Regions from separate parts of the Homo sapiens genome. Here region 1 is linked to region 2. The links are chromatin loops, found by intact Hi-C in ENCODE. Cell type or tissue: A673. All regions are shown on one strand. Links, peaks and the distances in the headings refer to the core of each region. The heading gives the core; the rest is flanking DNA. Region 1 has its middle 350 kb from the start of ZBBX. Region 2 has its middle 720 kb from the start of BCHE.

Evidence for each region. Peaks named below come from ENCODE experiments on the same cell type or tissue, not always from the same donor. Only the 100,000 strongest peaks of a DNase experiment are listed, where the experiment ranks them.
Region 1: a loop joins it to region 2, with 4 times the contacts of the local background. A loop is called at or near these places in 2 of 110 quality-filtered maps.

What each region holds. Positions count from the first base shown.
Region 1 is chr3:167,030,874-167,033,804 of GRCh38, reverse strand. No RefSeq gene overlaps it. Among named protein-coding and RNA genes, the nearest start is that of ZBBX, 350 kb to the left of the region's middle. In A673, for the core only: a CTCF peak has its summit at 1,331 (motif pointing right); a DNase peak (open chromatin) is centred at 1,334.
Region 2 is chr3:166,552,950-166,555,880 of GRCh38, reverse strand. No RefSeq gene overlaps it. Among named protein-coding and RNA genes, the nearest start is that of BCHE, 720 kb to the right of the region's middle. In A673, for the core only: no CTCF peak of the experiment used is centred there; a DNase peak (open chromatin) is centred at 1,690.

The DNA of each region.
Region 1 (2,931 bases), core at 102-2,601, 480 kb before region 2:
TAAAAGTCTGACCACACTGCACTCCAGCCTGGGCGACAGAGTGAGACTGAGTCAAAAAAAAAAAAAGTCTGACCAATTAATAAATGATGACATTTAATTTCTGAGTATAAAATAAAATTATTTTAGGTGTCTTGTGTTGAGAATATTATCAATTCTACTTGATAATTAAACATCTGTACTTACATTAATATTTAATTCTGCTTATAGACGTCCACGTGGTAATGAAAATCTGTAAGAACTTTTCATTCATTTATAGAGTAGATATAAAAACCCTTGAGAACTTCCTAGAAGCTGGTATTTCTAATAGGAGAAGTAGTAGCAAAATGCAAAGAGATGGTATATTATGTTCACAAAGAGAGTAAATTGTTGTCAAATAATTAATATTTTAGCATTATTTTTGAGAATAGTCAGTGATTATTTTGAGAATACTCTGATTTTATTTTTCGAAAGTCAAATCTTTGTTAGAATATTGTTCAGGACACTTTTTAAATAAGACCACTCCTTCTTTTTCCACATTTTGCTTATTAAATTTTATAAGATGTAAATCAAGGTAGAGTAGCTTATATAGACCTGATTTTGTAACACTGAGTTATAATAAAGTTGTATAAACAATATCACAAAATATGCTTGCATTAGAGGCAAAATGTTCTGGGTTTTGATGCCAGCATTATCATTCACTAGCTGCAAAAGCTTGGCCACTTTTTTCTATATGCCTGAACCTCAATTATTCTATCTAAAAAGTGAGATATAGATAATGTTTACATCAGAGAGTTGTAAAAAAAAAAAAACTAACAATTACTTAGCATTTAACATATACTTAGTAGGCACTTTCAGACAAACTATTTATCTTTTAATCTTCAAACCAACAATGTGTAATAAGAATTATAACCCAAATCATTTTCAAGATAAAAAAATAACTTTCCATGTTTATATGGTTTAATGTGATTGATAAGGAAGATAAATTCACTTGGTTCAAACTCAGGACTACGTAGTTTAAAAGTTCATGCTCTTTGCGCTATACCAAAATGTTAAAATCTCATGAGAAAATACTTAATACATGGATGGCACTCACCAATTGTGAGTGTAAGTGGATGTGGGAGTTTTTCACACCCAATGCAAAATTCACCCTCTCTTTAAATCTCACTTTTTTTTAGCTTCAATTCAAACATGAAACCAGAGGGATACATTCGTGTGTGTGTGTGTGTGTGTGTGTGTGTGTAAATACCTTTTAGTTTATGATCCAAACCAGATTCAAGTGAAAACATTGGACATTTTTTCTCTGGTTGCAAAATGACTTAGCTTCAATGCGATTCTCAAGTAAGTAACCAACAGGGGGCATGAGAACACTGCTATTAACTGTCATTGGTGCTTGTCTGGTTTAACAAGTTTTCATCTGACATTTCTAAAACACTTAAAATATTATTCTAGCTGGCCGTAGTATTTGTAATTGCCTTACTAGATCTAGTTGCTGAAATTTAGTTTATTAATAAAGTGCTGTAACTCTTTATTAATAAAGTACAATTAATATTGTAATAAGTGCAATATTAATAAATCAAGCATTTTTATTAGCCAGGCATGTGTAGGGGAAAAAGTTAAGATTGGGAATTCAAATGAAAATGATTTAAATTAGCACAGAACTGAAAATGAAAATGTGATGCACATAAATGGCCCCATTATTGCAAGATAACAGAATGCTGTTCAGGCATTTTTCCTGTAACTGAGCAGACCACTAGTTAATTGTATATCTCTTTACTCTCACACTTCCCAATAGAAACACTTTTGTCTCTGCTATTTATTATGAAAGAAAACGTTTAAAGAGGAGAGTACAAAAAAGTTTGGGGCTGAATTCTAGAATGAATCACCATTCAAAAGAAACCTAATAGTATGCCAGTTGTTTTTATTCATATAACGTCAAATAGAGAATTATGTCTTTAATTTTCTATCAAATTTTGCTTACTGGTGCATTTATCGGGAGAGACTGAGGAGGGAAGTTGTACTTGGTTTTTTCCCTGCTTCCCACCGGGAAATTTAAGAGTCCTGAGAACTTTCAGGCAAGCTGTAGAACTTTACAGATATAACTTTTATCTGGGATTCTCACGAAACGTGCCAGAAAGGTCTTGTTTTGCTTAAGAATGGAAAGACCAAAGATATGACTGATTTTCCTTGCGGCTGAAGTAAGATAGAACGAGAGGAGAACCAGATTTGTGGGTTAAAGGGGGAACAGGTGACCTGCAAACGGTGCTGCATACTTGCTCTTGGTTCTTAAAGAACCCGCTCCTCCCCCCGGGGCTGATTTATTCAATACTCATACTCCAGATTCTTTATCAGCCGTGTCATTATGATAAGGATTTGCTAGCAAATTAATTTAGGTCAAACTTTTTCTCCCATATTTCTCTGGGAGTATTATAAAACAGTTCCAGACATGTTGGTTTCATATAGCAAAGTGACTATTGCATGTTACATATGTGTTAAGTATGATAGCACTCAGTTGTAGATGTGTGTTTGTGGTTTCAGGATCTTAGGATAAAGAGGAATTGCCTGCACATTTTCCCCTGGGCTAAGGTAGTTATGTAGATGTACGTTGTAATCTTTTGTAATTGGTTTATTCCAGGGTTTGTTTAGGACTTCACCTTTACTTAACTTAAAATAGATCACAGTTCTAAGAGGGGATTAGAGCCCAATCATAAGATTGGGTGAGTCTGTCCAGACACTGGACCTATTTCAGATTGAGTAAATGACAAAGCAATTTCCTGTTCTTTAACGTTGTGTTTCTATTACCAACCTTATTTTCCTTATTTCTGCTTTCCTCCCCAGTCAGCCCTAAAGACTGTCTCTCTCCGCTGTGAATCTCTCTCATCTTACATATCTAATCCACTTCAGCTGAAATCCATATTCCCAGTCACATTAGAATTTAGATGTCTGAGAACTCAG
Region 2 (2,931 bases), core at 261-2,760:
AAAACTAAAACATGCTGGTGAGGCTGCATAGAAAAAGGAACACTTATACACCGTTGGTGGTAACGTAATTTGGTTCAGCCCCAGGGGAAAGCAGTTTGGTGATTTCTCCAAGAACTGAAAGTATAACTACTTTTCAACTCAAAAATCCCACTACTGGATATATACTCAAAAGATAATAAACCATTATATTAAAAAGACACCTACATTTGTATATTTTTTCACAGCACTATTCACAAGAGCAGAGACATAGAATCAGCCTAAGTGTCTGTTAATGGTGGATTTGAATTTTAAAAATGTGGTATGTATATACCATGGAATAGTATGCACCCATAGAAAAGAATGAAATCATGTTCTTTGCAGCAACATGGATGCATCTGGAGAACATTATCCTGAATGAATTAACACCTAAACAGAAAACCAAATATTACATGTTCTCACTTACAAGTGAGAACCTAAATGTTAGGTTCTCATGACATACAGATGGGAACAGTAGACACTGAGGACTCCAAGTGTGGGAAGGGATGGAGAAGCACAATGGCTGAAGAAGCTGGATATAGTGTTGGGTCCTATGTTCACTGTTTGGGTGACAGGGTAAATAGAAGGCCAAACATCAACATCACACAACATACCCTTGTAACAAACCTGGACATGTACCCCATGAATCTAAAGTAAAGAGAAATAATTTTTTTAAAAAACTACAAAAATGAAAACACTATTTTATTCAATCTATTAATCTGGTCATAGGTGTTCTTTTGATGCATTAAACTTGTAGCATTAATTCTATTTTTTCTTCTATCAAACAATAAATAGATTAAAATTATGCCTGGGAAAATCATGGTCTTCTGTGGGGAGAAGAGAAAAAGGAAAACTTCTCCTTAGGCACATAATCTGAAAATTTAAATTCACCAGTGCCCATCAATCCTTAGTTATTTTTTTCATGAACCTTGAAATATGTGACTGTGTATTTTTTATGTGTACATGTAAACTTTTAAGGTAAATAATATTGAATCTTTAATATGAATGCATCTTGACCAAGAGAGCAACCTTTTACTACAATGCAACCTAATATGGAGGCCATAGAGCTGTCCCACTGAGAACACAATTCTCAGCCAAGGAAAATCTTTTACCTAATACAGGGAAGTAATGACTAACAGTCATCAGGGTGGATTTCCTGAGAAGATCATTAGACCTTCTCAGACTCCTCTGAACCCTCAAAACCTACAGAGGTAGCCCATCTACCCTGTAAAGAGCTAGTATATTTATTTGAGAAAACTCTGCAGAGATATTCACCTGCAAAGCTAATAGGTGAACCCTCAGGAGCTAATCTGGGCTGATAATTATAGTTAAATCCCATCATAACCAGTCTGGTAATATGCAAAGTCTGATATAAGAGGAAGAAAATTACAACCCTAAAGAGCTGCAAAAATGAGCTAGCATGTAACAGGATCCAAGGGAGTAGGCCTGATACTGGATTTTATTCCTAGCAACACCATGTTTTATTAAATAACTCTTCAATCTTCTGTCAGTAAAAGCCCCCTTGGTTGCTGCTCTGACCTTGCTGGTTTTTACAGTGGTTCAGCAATACAACTTGGACACTACTGCTCTATTTCAAGGGCTCTGGAATGTAAACTAAATAGGTAAGAATTCATTGACTTAGGGTCACTTTTATGGAACACAAGATTTAATACCCTGGCAGGGATCCCAGGGGATTATGCAAACTAGTTGCTGGGGTGACTTTTTAAAACCCGGAGATCATATTTGTCTTTTTGTGCCTGGTTTATTTCACTTAGTTTAATGTCCTCCAGGCTCATCCATGTTTTCATAAATGGCAGAATTTTCTTCTTTTTTAAGGTGGATAAATACTGCCTGATTTCACTTACATGTGAAATCTAAAATAGTAAAACTCATAGAAAGAGTAAAATGCTCGTTATCATGGATTGGGGGCAGGAGAAATGAAAAGAGACTGGTCAAAAGGTACAAAGTTTCAGTTATGCAAGATGAATAATTCATGGTAATTTAATGTACAACAATGTGGCTATAGTTAATACTGTATTATAAACTTGAAATTTGCTAAGGTAAAAGATTTTAGTTTTCGTCTCACAAAAAAGAAAGAAAAGGAGAGATGATGGATGTAGTAATTAGCTAGACTACGTTAATCATTTCACAGTGTATATGTATATAAAAATATCAAGTTGTATGCCTTAAATATATGCAATTTTTATTTGTAAATTAAATAAAAATGTTTCAATAAAGCTGGAGATAAAACCTTGGAGAAGCTGATGGCTTATATTAAGTAAAGTTGAAGTACCTCAGTTACTGTGGCAGATGGTAGATAAAAGAAATAAAAGGACTCAGGGGTGTGTTCATAAAATGATTACATAATGTAAGGTCAGAGGAACTGCTAAAGGACATTATTGCATGGAAAGACCCAGAGCCCTTCACCTTTAGCCAAAGTCTTAATAATTGTACTGGCAAAAGTAACACTGGTCTAGCTAAAAAGTGACTCTCTTCTACAGACTAGTGGTGATGATGGTAGAAGATGTAGCCACAGAGCTTGTCTGTTAATAGTGAAGGAAATTATGGATTGCTAGAGGGATAGAGGCCAGGTGTTATTTCTTAAAGCCAGGGAGTAACATTGCTGTAAAGTTCAGCCAGATCAAAGGGATAGTACAGGGAGCTTTATTAACAAGTTGATGAGTTAGTTAATAGAAGAACATGTTACTGTTATTGTTTCCTAAGGGAAAAATAGATAATGAATAAAGATGTTGTTCAATAATTATAATCAGAAGAAACAAGAGTATTTGGGTGGCTTTCCCAATAAAATCTTGTGACCTCTTCATCAGTTACTAGCCAATGTTCGGGTCCAGAATCCACTGACTTAAGCAAGCATTTAATCATTCCTTCAGTTCTTCTCCATAAGGGTCTATGGAC